2 separate regions of the Homo sapiens genome follow, and region 1 is linked to region 2. Evidence: chromatin loops called from intact Hi-C (ENCODE). Cell type or tissue: PC-3. All regions are shown on one strand.

The links. A loop is a pair of places that touch in the nucleus more often than their neighbours do. Peaks named below come from ENCODE experiments on the same cell type or tissue, not always from the same donor. Only the 100,000 strongest peaks of a DNase experiment are listed, where the experiment ranks them.
Region 1: it touches region 2 in a loop (2.0-fold over the local background); 2 of 110 quality-filtered maps call a loop at or near these places.

The regions. Positions count from the first base shown.
Region 1 is chr17:55,429,652-55,437,651 of GRCh38, forward strand. No RefSeq gene overlaps it. Among named protein-coding and RNA genes, the nearest start is that of MMD, 12 kb to the left of the region's middle. RefSeq lists a silencer at 2,664-2,864. In PC-3, no CTCF peak of the experiment used is centred here; DNase peaks (open chromatin) are centred at 2,780, 3,700 and 4,310; H3K4me3 peaks cover 1,259 bases; H3K27ac peaks cover 2,140 bases.
Region 2 is chr17:55,158,721-55,166,720 of GRCh38, forward strand. It overlaps STXBP4 (syntaxin binding protein 4), which reads left to right. Exons shown (of 18, transcript NM_178509.6): 18 at 1,077-8,000. The coding sequence ends at 1,191. Among named protein-coding and RNA genes, the nearest start is that of HLF, 100 kb to the right of the region's middle. In PC-3, no CTCF peak of the experiment used is centred here; a DNase peak (open chromatin) is centred at 3,611; H3K27ac peaks cover 3,323 bases.

The DNA.
Region 1 (8,000 bases), 270 kb after region 2:
AATAAAGATGTGTATTTTGAGTCCATAGGTCACCAACTTCGTGTCAACAAAAATGGTGACAATGACAAGTCTTAAGAGATACCTTAATGAAGAAATAACATTCATTTTAAACTGCAGCACCATCATTGCTTACCAACAATTTGCTAAGACTCATAATATTTTAAGCAAGTGGTAAGACATGGTAGCTCACATTTGAAATCCCAGCACTCTGGGAGGCCAAACCAAGAGGATCACTTGAGCCCAGGAGCTCCAGACCAGTCTGAGCAACATAGTGAGACCTCATCTCTACTAAAAATTAAAAAAATAGCCAGGCATGGTGGCACACACCTGTGGTCTCAGCTACTTGGGAGGCTGAGGCAGGAGGATCATGTGAGCCCTGGAGGTTCAAAGCTGCAGTGAGCTGTGATCGCACCACTACACTCCAGCCTGGGTGACGGAGTGAAATCCTGTCTCAAAAAAATAAAAAAAGTGAGCAAGTTAAGCAAGTGTCCTATACTTTTTTCTCACTTAAAGTTTGCATCAAAAGCCGTTTCTTCACACAGAACTAAGTTATAAAAAAAAATGTTCCTTAGGCTGGGCCCGGTGGCTCACGCCTGTAATCCCAGCACTTTGGGAGGCCGAGGCTGGTGGATCACAAGGTCAGGAGATCGAGACCATCCTGGCTAACACAGAGAAACCCCGTCTCTACTAAAAATACAAAAACAAAATTAGCCGGGCGTGGTGGTGGGCGCCTGCAGTCCCAGCTACTTGGGAGGCTGAGGCAAGAGGATGGCGTGAACCTGGGAGGCGGAGCTTGCAGTGAGCCGAGATCGCACCACTGCACTCCAGCCTGGGCAACAGACCGAGACTCCGTCTCAAAACAAAACAAAACAAAACAAAACAAAAAAGTTTCTTTAGATACAGCTTGATCATGAGGGATTTTATAGTATTTTGAATGAATAAACAAGAGATTAATTATTAAGCACAAGTTACTATGCCACGCACTTTTGAAGATGAGAACTGCAAATAACTATTGGCTCATAACAACCGCTCAGTCCATACCCCTGCACTAAGACTTGACCAATCATAGAATGGTTTCTAGCATGGAAGGCAGCATCACTGAGAAAACCCTGCCCCCTTTTGAGTTCCTGTCAGGAAAATCTCAAGGCTGTCAAAAGCATTTACTGTTTGTTCTCATCAACACCTGACAATAGGCCCCTAACTTCCCTTTCCTAGCACATGAAATCAAAGTGGCTTACAATTCTGAGTCCTTTCTCTGTTGCTTTAAAATGTATACGTATCTCCTACAACTCAGGAGTATCTTTCTCAAGGACCTGAAAACTATTCCTTTGAAATATAATCAGGAAGAATAGGGCCTGGGAGTCCCAGTCTCTGCGGGAGGATAGAATCCTGACTTCCATAATTGCCAGCTAGCAGATGCAGCCAGCCTAATCACATTTACCCTGACTAACCCTTGGTCATTTTTCACTTTCCCTGACTCTGCCTGAGCTGCAGTTGCTCACACTTCCTCCTCCCTTATTTTCCCTTTAAAATGCCCAGTTACCTTTGCACAAATCAGAAGGCAGCCCAACTCTTTCCTTACTGTCAGTAGTTGAATAAAATCTGCTTTCACCTCTTTAACTAATATCTAGCTTTGTTTATCTAAGACAAGTCATAAACCAGGTCTATTCATCTAATAATTTTGACATTGGCTTTATCATCCTTATTTTGAAGAGGAGGAAATTGATCCACCAAGAAATTAACTTGCCCAGTGTCACATTTGTAGTTCATTAGTACTTGAGTCACAGAATTACATAATTATTGAACTGCAAGAAACCTTAGGATTCATCTTGTTCAGCCTTTTCATTTTATGGAGGATTCTGAGGATGACAAATTTAAATTTACAACTCTTACCTGTTGTAAGAGTCAGAATTGGACATCTGGGTAGGGTTGCCAGATTTAGCAAATAAAAATATAGGATTCCCTTTAAGTTTGAATTTCAGTTATCAGCAAATAATTTTTTAGTATAATTCTGCCCCATGCAATATTGGTTGTTTATTCATTATTTATCTAGAGTTCAAATTTAACTTGGGGCTGGATGTGGTAGCTGATGCCAGTAATCCCAGCACTTTGGGAGGCTGAGGCAGGAGGACTGCTTGAGCCCAGGAGTTCAGGACCAGCCTGGAAAACATGGCAAGACCTCGTCGTTACAAAAACAGAAGGGAAGGGAGGGGAGGGCAGGGGGAGGGGGAGGGGGAGGGGAGGGGAAGGGCAGGAGAGGGGAAGGGCAGGGGAGGGGAAGGGGAGGGGAGGGGAAGGGGAGGGGAGGGAAGGGGAAGGGGAGTGGAGGGGGAGCGGGGAGGGAGAAGGGAAGGGAAGGGAAGGGAAGGGAAGGGAAGGGAAGGGAAGGGAAGGGAAGGGAAGGGAAGGGAAGGGAAGGGAAGGGAATTAGCCAGGCATGGTGGCCCAGGCCTGTAGTCCCAGCTACTTGGGAAGCTGAGGCAGGAGGAGCACTTGAGCCCAGGAGGTTGAGGCTGCAGTGAGCTGTGTTCATGCTACTGCATTCCAGCCTAGACAACAGAGCAAAGAAAAAAAAAAAGAAAAAAGAAAAAAATATATATATATAAAAGAAAATATATATATATACACACATATATACTCAGCATTCTGTATTTTATCTGGCAATCCTACCCCAGGGCTTTTAACTTGCCGGGGTCCTTCCCATTCCATAATCTAACAAAGCAAGCTTCAAATATCTTATCATTTATTTGTGGGAAATTGTGGTCATGTCTGCAAGAGTTACAAGACAGGAAGACTATGATTTAGTGATATTGTGGTTTTGATGAGACATAAGACCTTTCTGAAGTTGGGGACAACCCAATATAAGTAATATTTATGAAGGCAGCATAGTTCATTTACAAACTGTCAAAAGACAAAATTACAACAAATTTAAAGATCTTAATTGGCTTTTGTTTGCCATTCTAGAGTTGGGCAACACCTCATTCCATAAAATTGAATGAGTGTTCCTATGAGCTGAGCAGGGGAGGTTAGCTTCTCGGCAAGGGCTGAGGAAAGCCCCAACAGAGAACAAAGAGTAGATTGGTGTTCAAAGTTGCTTTTCTTGTAAAGGTTAAGGCAGAGCAGGCTTCCTAAAACTCGCCTGTTTGGGGAGATGGCTATTATCTCTTGATTTCTTGGTAGGTCAGATAAACAACTCAGTTCCGACATGGTAGCACAGAACATTAGCACGAGTGACTCCATTTTGGTTTGGCCTGGTGGATCTAGTGCAGGGGGAGCTCAGTCCAAACCAATGGCCTCCTGTGAATTTTATTCAGCAAAATAAATCTACAACAAAACTCAATTAAATGTAACATCTCTGTGTCCTGTAAATTTAACTGTATCAGAGAATCACACTGTCTGGGCACTCAAGCTAATAACTATCTGTCCCATCTCTTTGTTGCCAAGTAAGCTTCTCCCCAAAACAAACAAGAGACTCGCTGGCAGGAATCACAGTCCTTGTTGTTGGGGGTGGGAGGTCATCTAGGTCCAAGTGGGCAGAAAAGGTAAAGTCTGGTGAAGCACAAAGACACAGGAAGACTGTGAGCCAAGACTATGGAGAACAGCCCAGGAGAATGTTTCTGTTGATGAGTAAACAGAGGCTTGGACAAGGTAGATCTGTCTTACTGATAAAGGGACTGGTGCTTCCAGAGTTGACTCATTAGTGAGAACAAAGGAATGCGGGTATTTTCTGGCAATACCTGTAACTTTGTAAACAGAGATGTGAGAGAGGGCAATGCCAGCGTGATAGGTAGCATTACTTTTTTCTTTACTGACTGGCTTACCACCACCGATAACAGTCACGGTTTACACACAAGCCCGAAGGAATGCTAAGCTTAAAAAAAAAAAAAGTTCCACGTTTGCATGGCCTTTCCACTGAGCCTCAGTCACAACTTTTGGCTGGAGGCAGATGGCAGGTCTAATGTTTTGTTATTGGTTCTTCCCTCCCCTGACACTCATTTTATAAATGAAGCTGCTGAAGTCCAAACACATTAAGGACCAGTTCAAAGTTTCTCCGTTTTAATAACTTGGCAGTGCTAGAGCTCCAATAAGGTCTTCTCACTCATGATCTGCAAAGTGGGAGCTGGCCTGACTTGAGGACTGAGCAATGAGTGTGACTTCTGAGTCCACACTGAACATGGAGACACAGGCTTTTAACAATATACACCAGGTTCTTTTTATGCTCCACTTATTTAGCTAGTGCAAAGGTCAGTTTATCATAAGCAGTGAGGGTTACAAAATCCTAAGGCAGGAAATGTGATGTTGCCAAGCCGCAGGAATTTTATAGCTATGGGGAAATGGGGTTGTCCTGTGTCTTTCTGTGGCTGCCTCATGGCTGTGTAATCTTTCATGTATGTTTCTCCCTTTGCTCCTACCCCATAGTTGTTTTTACGTCTGTAGACTGACTTCCTTTGCTTACTCCTTGGCTTGTCAGTGCCCCATCTTTGAGTCCTTGAGACATTTCACCTTGACTTGCCCTGCCCCGGGGAAACATGTTTTAGTATAGTGGTTAAGAGCATAGACTCTGGAGATAGGTTGCTGGAGTTTGACTATCGATTTAAAACTTCACTTCTCTGTTTTCCACTTTTCTCACCTGTAAAATGGGGGAGGCCGGGCACAGTGGCTCACACCTGTAATCTCAACACTTTGGGAGGCTGAGGCAGGCGGATCACTTGAGGTCAGGAGTTCAAGACCAGCCTGGCCAAAATGGTGAAACCCTGTCTCTACTGAAAATACAAAAACTAACCAGGTGTGGTGGTGCCCGTCTGTAGCTCCTGCTACACGGGAGTCTGAGGCAGGAGAATCGCTTGAACCTGGGAGGCAAAGGTTGCAGTGAGCCAAGATGGTGCCACTGCACTCCAACCTGGGCAACAGAACAAGAATCCGTCTCAAAAAATAAGAATAAAAAATAAAATAAAATGGGGGTAATAACAGCCTCATCTTCACAGTAGTGTGAGGAGTAAAGATATTGTCCTTAAGTACATTGAGCACGTACTATGTGCCACACAGTGACTGGCACATAGTATACACTCAATAAATACAGTTGTTCTTGTTGTTGTTAGTATTGCAACAATTTTAGAGTTTATAGCTCCTACTTGAGTATTTTTAAGTCCTAACTTGAAATCTTAGTGGAGAGAGACAGTGGCTGAGCTCATCTTGTCTCATGAGGCTGTAGGGTAGGTAGGCTTTGACTCAAGATGGAGTGGGGACTGCAGTGGAACAAAGACAGATGATTCATTCACCACTTCATCGGGGGTTGTGGGTAGGAGGCAGATCTTCTAGAAGAGGGGGTGGCTAGCATCTAAAATATGCCTAATACTCAGTATGTGCTAGAATTTGTTCTCAGACATTCAATATCTAATTTTAATAAGTGCTCAAAGCCCCTGGGTTATAGCATCTGCTCTTTCTTGCCCCACTTAAGCTGGATAGGGAACTCTTCCCAATCTTCATTCCAATTAAGTGCTTTCTTACATCCCAGAGAGTCCCATAACCAGCCCACATTTATCAAATGCCTATAGTGTATAAGGCAGCATGGCCTGCACTGTGCATATTGTGGGGGCAGTGACGGTGGGAGCCAGTCACAGGAGGAGAAATAGAGATGAATAAGAAACAAATTCTCTTTCAAGGCACTTAAAATCTGGAGGAATTTACAAAATAACTCTATACCAAGGAAGTGTATGAAAAGTATGGTAATGAAAGTATCAAGTATATAAAGTGTTAAGGTATCACAGAGAGGGATAGACATATTTTATCTACTGGGGTTTTAAAGAAAGTCTTCATAGAGAAAGTCACTTGGCTTGGATGGTAAAGGATGAGAAGATACCAACCAGCAAAGACGAGTGAAAAATATATTGCATACAGACTGGGTGAATACTATGAGTAAGCTTTCAGAGATGGGGACATATCATGCCCACTGGGACCACAGCAGATGGTCTGATTTTGTTCAAGTGTAGGTTATTGACTTAATGGGGAAGAGTGTATTATGTGTGTTGAAACATTGGCATTGTCATGAAGGATTCTGATACCAAGCTAAAGAGTTGGCGTCTAATTTTCTAAACAAGGAGAACCTATGAAAGGAGGAAGGGTGGGTTGCGATGTCTCCCGCCTGTAATCCCAGCACTTTGGGAGGCCAAGGCGAGCAGATCATGAGGTCAGGAGATCGAGACCATCCTGGCTAACACAGTGAAACCCCATCTCTACTAAAAATACAAAAAAAATTACCCGGGCATGGTGGCGGGCACCCGTAGTCCCAGCTACTCAGGAGGCTGAGGCAGGAGAATGGCATGAACCAGGGAGGTGGAGCTTGCAGTGAGCCGAGATTGCGCCACTGCACTCCAGCCTGGGCAACAGAGCGAGACTCTCTCTCAAAAAAAAAAAAAAAAAAAAGGAGGTAATAAAATACCCACTGTTTAATTTTGTTTTGGTTTTATGTTCTTATTTTGTTGGCTGCATGGGCTGAAAAAGTATGTCCATCTAAGTGTATCTTTCTTCCAGCTCCTGGAAGGTAGCAATTATGTAAGTAAGGTGGCTGGAATACTTACCTACCTTATACCTGCCAGGTGCTATTCTAAGCACTCGATGTGTATTATGTCTTCACGGTAACCCTCTGATACATTATTATTCTCATTTTACCAGTGATGAGGCTGGCACTGAGCAGAAAGTAACCTGGTTAAGGTAACCACCTGGAACATAGTAAAACTGGTATCTGGCCCCAGGCATACTGTTATGTCATACTGTTTCCCACTAGTTATGAAATCCCTTTGCAACAACACCTTATCTATCTCAACCAGCAATTCTGGACTGTAAGTAGGGAAAAGAATGTATTGCAAGCTATGCACAAGGTAATGATTTTATAGTCATAATGATTCAAGATGGAGGAGGCCTAGATAATGACGGCCTAATTATCTATAGCATTTTTTCTGGACCTGAGAGATCCAAAACTCAGCCTTTATTCAGACTAAGGATCTAGGAGAAAATCCCTGCCTCAATCAAAGAACAGAGAGTAATTCTCTGAGGGCCTTCAAGCGCTGAATAATTTATGTAGTGATTCATTCCCTTCTTGTGTGAAGCTTTTAGTTTCAAGCCTAAAGAAGATCCAGACACACAGGTGTTTTCCTAGAATCACAGAATATCAGAGTTGGAAGGACTTTAACTGTTCAAGTCAACATCCCCATTCCACATTCAACTCTTAGATCTCCATTCAATTCTTAGATCTCCCAATACCACATTGACATCTGTCTCAACAGTTCTCAGCCCATTTTTCCATTCCCCCACACTCAATGGATAACATTCACATATGAAATACATTACCTCTGCTGATGAGATCAGATAGTTTGTGGGTTCTGTACAATTCCTGGCAGCTAAGCTTGCACCACACCTTTTATTTTCTGCTCAAAGTGAATCAATAATGCAAGTAATTAAGAGGGATGCTATTACAGGCTCAGCCTTGATTGTATTCTAGAGTGCATTTTAAAAGTTAAGAATTTGCATAGTTCGGTATCATTATTAGCCAAAATTACTAGTAACACCCCACTCAGCTATTATTGGTACATAGGTTTTCCGGATGAAAAGTGCTGATCTAACCTATGGTTGAGATCCAGCCACTGGAAGTTCCCCATTTCCGAGGGAAGCCCGTGGCAACTCAGGACAGTTTTTACTGTCAGCAAATTCTTCCTTTTATTCAGCAGAAAAATGTTTCTAACTGCAGCTGGCCGACAACAGCACTGGGAAATCCATTTGTCTCCTGCTCTGCATCTTCCCCTAGTGTTCACAGAAACTGTTCTAAATTTTCACAATTCTCTTCAAGTCTTTGACTCCACTTTCATTTCCCATGCTCAGCAGGTGACCTCCCCTGGGACATGCTAAGTGCTCAGAAAGTGTTTGCTTGGCTGAATATCTCTTCCTCTACAAAACAGTTGACATGAATGCCCCAGCTTCTAGCCCCTAACAAAATCTTGTGTTGC
Region 2 (8,000 bases):
CATTTGTTCTGAGATCATGTTAGGCCCCACAAATTCAGAGATAAGAAATATAGTTCCTGCCATTAAGGAGCTTTATATGAAATAGGAAGGCCTAAAAATAAACAAGCATTTATAATTTGATTTAATAAGAGATAAGACCATGGGCACAGATTGGAGGATTCTTAAGGGATATTTGGTTTTTTAGAATTAATAAGAGTTAACTTCTCATGGGAAAGGATTATGGGAAAGAAGAAGATATTGTTGGTGGGGTGCAGTGGCACACGCCTGTAATCCCAACACTTTGGGAGGCCAAGGTGGGTGGATCACTTAAGCCCAAGAGTTCCAGACCAGCCTGGCCAACATGGTGAAACCCTATCTCTACTAATAATACAAAAATTAGCCAGATGTGGTGGTGCGCACCTTTAGCCCTAGCTACTTGGGAGGCTGAGGCACGAGAATTCCTTGAACCCCAGGGGACAGAGGTTACAGTGATCTGAGATTGTGCAGCTGCACTGCAGCCTAGGTGACAGAGCAGGACTCTGTCTCAAATACATAAATAAATAAATAAATAAATAAAAATTTTAAAAAGCAGGTATTGTTGAGGCAGCTAAAAAAACAAAGTATTTCATTGAATGTTTAGCAAGTGAGTAACAGCGTATGATTTGTCATTTAGAAAGTTCTTTGGCTGCAGTAGAGAATGAATTAGAAAAGAACTAGAGCAGAGGCAGGGAGGCAAACCATTTCAGTGACCCAGACTATTTCATTGAAAAAGGAGAGCAAGAAACAGATTCCAGAGATGTTACAGCAAGGCAGTCATTGGACTTGCTGACTTACTGAATGTCAGATACTGAAACGAAAGGAGTTAGAGATGCTGCATTCACCTGCATTCCTTTTTAACCAAAGAAGAAAGAAAGAAATGGTTTTCATTGAAGCTTAAAATGTGTCTAAGACTTATTAAAGCTATTGGATCTAGTTCTAACTGCTTCCTATCACAGGGACTTTACTAGGGTAGAAGCAATGTCACCAGGATCAGTACTTGCATGGATGAGTAGAAGGACAGTCTTTCAGATTCTAATTGCATTCTTGTTCTTCTCAAGTCATGTAACACAGACTACATCCTGGATCCATCCCGTGATGAGTGTCCTGAATCTATCTCGCTCAGAGGAGAATGAAGAGGATTGCTCTAGAGAACTCCCCAACCAGAAAAGTTGATGGTTTTCCTTAGGAAGTGGAGCTACATGGATGATGTGAGCAGAGACGCATAACATCCAATTCTGAGATGAAACAGTCTAAAATAGGAGTAAAGCATGCACTACTTGTTGAAGTGTGAAATGGAGACTCTGGACTTTGGGTATTTTTGTAAAACTTTTGATATTTCTGTATACATTTAAAAAATCAATTGCCACTACAGTAGTTCCTTAAGAATAATCTAGTTATATTTTTTGAAATCACATATAATTAGACTTTATAATATATATACTTTTTCATATATAATTAGATCTTTCTTTGTAATTTCATATGTAGTTCTTCATAGGGTCTCAGATACAATGGTTTTTATAATTGACATATTGAAAAAGTATATGAACATAATGAAACACCTCATTTATTTGATAATTCACTAATGTTTTATATTCATATATTAGGAAAGTGAACTTAGCAAGCTTTTTGGAATTTAAGGATCACATTTAGACATCTCATGGGCTGATGAATACAGCTGGTATCTTTGTGGAGCTTTCTAATTTACAAAATGCTTTGTAGACCCCATTGTCTTTAAACCATACAACATGCCCGTGAAGCTGATCTGGTGGGTATGTTTATTCTTGGTTTTCAGTAGGGAAATAGCAGTTCAGAGAGAGGAAGCTCTCTGTCCCAGCACCGAGACTCACTCCTAAGTCTTCTGATTCCATGAGCAGTCCCCCTTCCCCCATACCCTGCTGTCTCCACGGAGGGAGGTCACAGCCCATCACGCAGGACACTGTGATTGTGTTGATGCAGCTGGCTCCACAGCTGTGCATTCCACAGAGATTCAGAAGGCACCTCTTCGGTCAAACATGGCCCCTCTATAACCCCACTATTCTTCTCCTATAAACCCTTCCCCCTTCTCTGCACCCAAGCCTTCGCCAAGTAGGCGCACTCTTTGTGATATTGTTTCAGCAGACTTCTTTCAGCAGCTCGTGTTTTTCTAAAGTGAAAGGCATGGTTTGTCCTGCTTAGGTTGCCCTTCCCAGAGGGATGGTTTGAGGGGAGCTGATGAGAAGAGAGGTATCTGTTAAAACATTACTGCTCTACTCGAAACAAGATGGAAGCCTAAAGCCCAAGTCGAGCAGCTCCCAGCACTGCTGTGCAGACCTAGAGGTCCTTAGAACATAGTCTAAGAACCATTCATTGTAGCCATTTTATAGTTGAGTAAACTGAGATCTTAAGTCTCCTAGTCTACTGAATTTCATATGGTGTATAATACAGATTTATATGGTAAAGATATACATATACATTGTGCTCAACTATACATTCCTGAATCCATTTAGGATTTGTGATTTATGTCTTGAGTAATAATATAAAGTCAACTCCAGACTGATAGGTAGTCATTAGCCATGAGAAATGTTTCAGGATGGCTAGGGAAGACTTGTGTTTTGCCTGACAGCCATTTGAATGTTAGGAAGCTTCGGGGAGACAAGTTTTGAGAGAAGCCCCAGAGGGAGCTATTTCCTTGCACCCCCCAGAGGTGAATGAGGTATTCTATAAGTTAGTGTCTATAATTGTGAAAGTACAAACTTCTTGTTTTTGTCAAATTAATGGTATGAAATTTCTCTCCCCCTGCTTGAAGAGTTTTCTAATTCGTTTCTAGTGAGCAAAACAAAGAAGGTGCTTGAGTCACTGAAATCAAAGTACTCAGGCACACAGCCCACTGACAAGAGACACCTCATCCATTAACTGCTGTTTTGTACCACTTGCCGCCCTGTTTCTGTCAAATACCTAGTGAAAAAGGCCTAAACAATTGTAATGATATTATTTATTGGGCATTTTGTGCCATACATGGTGATGAGCAGTTTGCATATATTTATTTATGATCTTCTTAAAACCATTCCATGAAATAGGAACTGTAATTATCCCCAATTCTAAAAGAAAAAACTTAGTTTTAGAGAGTTAGTAATCTTTGCCTAAGGGTCACAAAGCACCTATGTGTAGAAGCTAGGGTTCAAGGCAGATCTGTGATTCCAGAAGCTGTTCTCTAAACCACTATGGAGAACTGCTTAGATTCATTGTCTATGGGTACATTTTATAAAAAGGCAGATTCTAGTTCAGTGTCATAAGGAACTTTCTAGTAATTAGAGCTGATAAGAAAAGAATTCCCCAGGAGAAAATGGAAACACTATCCCAGCAATCTGAATTCCTTACTTGGGGAATGTTGCTGAGGAGGTTCAGTGTGTGAATGGACTGAACCAGTTGGCCACTCTCTCAGATTCCCTCTTCATAAAGCTTCCGTGACTTCTAAACCATCAGGTCGGTGCCATAAGAGATGCTCAAAAAAGCATGGTCAGGGCTTAGCAAGAATCCTTTTCCAGTGCAAATACGACCCTCATATTATGTTTTGGCGAGTAGCCAGTCTTTCTTTAACATCAATCAACCGTAGCAATGTGGTCATCACGAAGTCTTCATTGACTCACTGGCTTGGATTTTAGGGTTAGAAAATCTGAATGTTCTTATGTCCTTCCGTCTCACTTTACTAGAGTGCCCAAGTTGACTCATCCTTACTCACTCATTCCCTCAAAATATTTATTGAGCACCAACAATGTCACAAGCACTGTGCTAAACACTGTGGTGAAGTAGAACAATTGCTAATCATTTCCTGGGTTCCACTTACTCTTGATTTAAAAAAAAAAAAACAACAAAAGAGTTTGTGTGTGGCCAGGACTAAACAGCTGCTTCTTAATTTTTGAATTTTAAAACTAATCTATTTTATTTAAAAAAAATCAAGTACTTTGGAAGTGAATAAAGTAAGAGATAGCCTGTCTCACTTTCCAGAGGTAGCAGTCACTAATACTGTGGTGAGTGATTTTACTCAAAGGAAATCACACTATTAAGCAGCTTGGTTTTGACATGTTATGTTGTGGTCATCTTTTCATGTCAATACATAGATTAATCTTTTATTTCAAATGTCTACATAAAATATCACTACCCACATAACCTATAATTTGTGTGGCCAGCAATTTATTGAACACTAAAATGTTTTAAGTTTTCTTATTGCTAACAATGTCACAGTGAACATTTATATATTCATTAAATCCTTTTCCTCATGTATCTTTGCACTCTTGTGCTAGTATGTCTATAGTGTGAATACATTCATAAATTTCTTGATCAAAGCTAGGTCAAAGTTACATTCATTTTAATTTTGGTACATATCCATAAATTCTCCATAAAAGTAGGACCAACTTACATTACCACCAATAGTGTATGTGAGCCTTATTTTTATGTATGATAGGACTTTTTTTAGTCCAAATGTTCCTATAGATTTTCTGGGTTTTTTTTTTTTTTTTGTCCTTGGAAGAATAACCTTCCTTCCACCAAGTCCAAGAACCTGAGATTTTTAATCATTAGGTTTTAGATTTCCTTTAGCAGCAGAGACTGACTTGCTGTATAGAGGGAAGTCAAGTAGTGACTAACTCACTATATGTCAAACACATCATTACTCTTCTCTTTTCCTACTTTACATGTAATGGTTGCGAGGACCAACTTTCAAATGAGCTAACTTGGGTGAGACGTTCACTAAAGTACCAAGCACAATACAAATGCATCTTCGAGTTCTTTGGGCCTCACTTTCCCTATCTGAATAATAAGGATAGTAATCCCTTGCCTTTTCTCAAACCAGTTCAACTCAGCAAACACTTCCTGAGCACCTGCTACATGCCAGGCAAAATGTGAAATTTGCATGCTATGAGGCTAAATGGTACTGATTCTCAAAACAAGGAGCTCATAGTCTAAAACCATTTTTCTTTCTTTTTTTTCCCCCTAAACAACCTCTTAAAGGGGTAAGAAGTTAGGGGGTTGTTTATTAAGAACCCCTGAAGAGCAACCCTTTACCACTCTCTTAAATTTGAAAAATTCCAAAATAATATTAACACCTCTTGACTAGAAAAGGAAAAAAAAGGAACATGCCGTATGAAGAGCCTCTCCAATAATAAATGCAAAGCAGCTGTCAAAATATAGAGTCAAGTGATACTTTCATAAAGTGTTTGCACAATTAGAAAATGTTATCCTTTTTCTCGGGAGAAATGGGACATTTTTATTTTCTCTGCTAAGTGAAATGCAACTTTTTGAAGAATCAACACGCTTGACATTTTTACAATGTACATAAAGAACTGAACTATTATTAAAACAACTTACACACTCCATTGCTTATAACTTTTGAGAGAATGAAAAGAACCTTAAACAGAATGTGCCTGTGGAGCTTCGCTTTAGAAATGAAATACCCAAGGTGTTTTAACTACAACTGTCTACATGTAATAGTGTGTCTGCATAATGACTTTGTAAATATTAACTGCAATTCTGTATTTGCTTTCTTGATATGACTTTTAACATTTAAACTTATACTGTTTCTGTCTACTTTTTTCAAAAGTTCAATTTTTACTTTTGGGGGTTGGACTGTTCTGAGGGAAAGGGCGATCAGATCAATAGTTCTGTCCCCCATTCCATTCCCCCATCACCCAATTATTCTCTATATCACTCTACCCTGTTTATTTCTTTTTTTTTTTTTTTTTTTTTTTGAGACGGAGTCTCGCTCTGTCGCCCAGGCGGGACTGCGGACTGCAGCGGCGCAATCTCGGCTCACTGCAAGCTCCGCTTCCCGGGTTCACGCCATTCTCCTGCCTCAGCCTCCCGAGTAGCTGGGACTACAGGCGCCCGCCACCGCGCCCGGCTAATTTTTTTTGTATTTTTAGTAGAGACGGGGTTTCACCTTGTTAGCCAGGATGGTCTCGATCTCCTGACCTCATGATCCACCCGCCTCGGCCTCCCAAAGTGCTGGGATTACAGGCGTGAGCCACCGCGCCCGGCCTATTTCTTTTACATTATTTATCAGTTTGCCCTAACCTTGTTTTGTTTGTTATCTTCCTCAATAGTGGGAGTAATAATGGGAGTCAGCTTCGTGAGGGCAGGGATTTTGTCTTCTTGTATTCATTTACTCACTTACACACTTACCGAGAGCTACTAGAGGCCAGACACTTCACTGAGTAGTAGGGATACAATGTGAGATATATGTGTTTCTAGCCCTTGTGTAATTCGTATTCTATGCAAAGGATATACGATTGAAATTAACCAAAACTTTTTCCATTTATTTTCTTTCTCCGCATTCTTTATCAGATATTTGAACTACTGGACCATTTAATGTTCATTACGTTAACAAAGAGTGTGATATCAGAAAGCAGAAAAAAGCATGTTCTTTTGCATTTCAAAAATTTAGCTCCTTGGGGAACTAGAAAGGATTTATGATTTAGGTCAAAGATTTGAGAGCACATATGATGAGGAAGATGAGGCTTTCTTACTCACTGTCTAGGAAATAATTCTCCTGGCTGTGAGAAGGAGAAAAAAGAACAAAAATGTTGGTAGGGCACAGAGAAGGACCTGGGCTTAACCTTCTGGACCAAGTTCCAGGGAGCAGCAAAACCTCAATTACATTTGTCCCCTAGAATGGAAATGATTATGTGGTATGTTTAGGCAGTGGGACCTTGGACAACGCCAGTGAGCTTCCTCCAGCCCAATGTGGTCAACATTGGAGGATTAGATTGATTTCTGTGAACCCAAAAGGATCACAGGAGTAGCAATAACACCTGCTGGACCTGAATGAGGATCTTTTCCATTCAATCCACATGTTCTCTCAATGGAAATCAATTCGGACAATAACATTAGACCATCTTAACCCAGAGTGCCTTAGCACTAGATAAGCCTCTGCTGTGGTCTGGATGTTTGTGCCCAGCCCCTAATTTCATATATTGAAACCTAACCCCCAAGGTACCAGTATTAAGAGGTACGGCTCTGAGGAGGTGATTAGGTCATGAGGCTCCATCCTGGTGAATGGGATTAGGACCCTTATGAAAGAGGCTTCAGGGAACCTGTTTGCCCCTTCTGCCTTGTGAGGATGCAGCAAGAAGTTGCCATCTTTGAAGCAGAGAGCAAGCCCTCACCAGAAGCTAAATCTGCTGGCATCTTGATCGTACACTTCCCAGCCTCCAGAGCTGTGAACAATACATTTATATTGTTTATAAATTACCCAGTCTGAGATATTTTGTTATAGCAGCTCCTGAATGGACTAAGACAGCCCACAGAGTTTAGCAGTGACCCCAAGGAAAGGAAAGAACTGCAAGTTGCCTGAGATTAATGTTGCTCAGGATCCATTTATTCCCTATTCCTGGTGTTTCTTTGTAGAGAGTGCTCCATTAAAGTAACACTTTTGTCCTGTCTCTGCTTCTTCCTTAGGCAGCGATTTACCTAATTGGTGAGTTTAGGATTAAAAAAAGGAATACATCCTAGAACATTTCTTAAATATATTCCCTTTTCTCTGTTTCATGCAAACATGGCTTATTTATTTTTCAAGTCTTTCTCATTTCTTACCTGGATGCTTTCAACACAGGTGATATAGCTTCTTCCTTCTCCACCACACCTGTCCCCATCAATCTACCCATCACATTTCTGTCAGAATTATCTTTCTATAACACAAAATTGCTTCTATTCCTCCCTTGCTAGTCTTCAGTAGTTCCCTAGCACCTTCTACTATCTGAGTCCCTGGCTTTCTCCCTAGCCTCATGTCTTATCACCAACAGTTGCTCAGATATACTGTTTTCTGTCTAGGAAACTTCTCTTGCCCCATTCCTGCATCAGATTTCTTCTCATACATCAAGATTCTGCTCTCATTTTACCTCTTCTTTGAAGAGCTCCTTGACACATGCTGCCTTCCCCATGCCCAGAGCTGGCACTCTATGGATGCCATGCCTGCATTTTTACACACCTGCCCAACCCCACTTCCCACT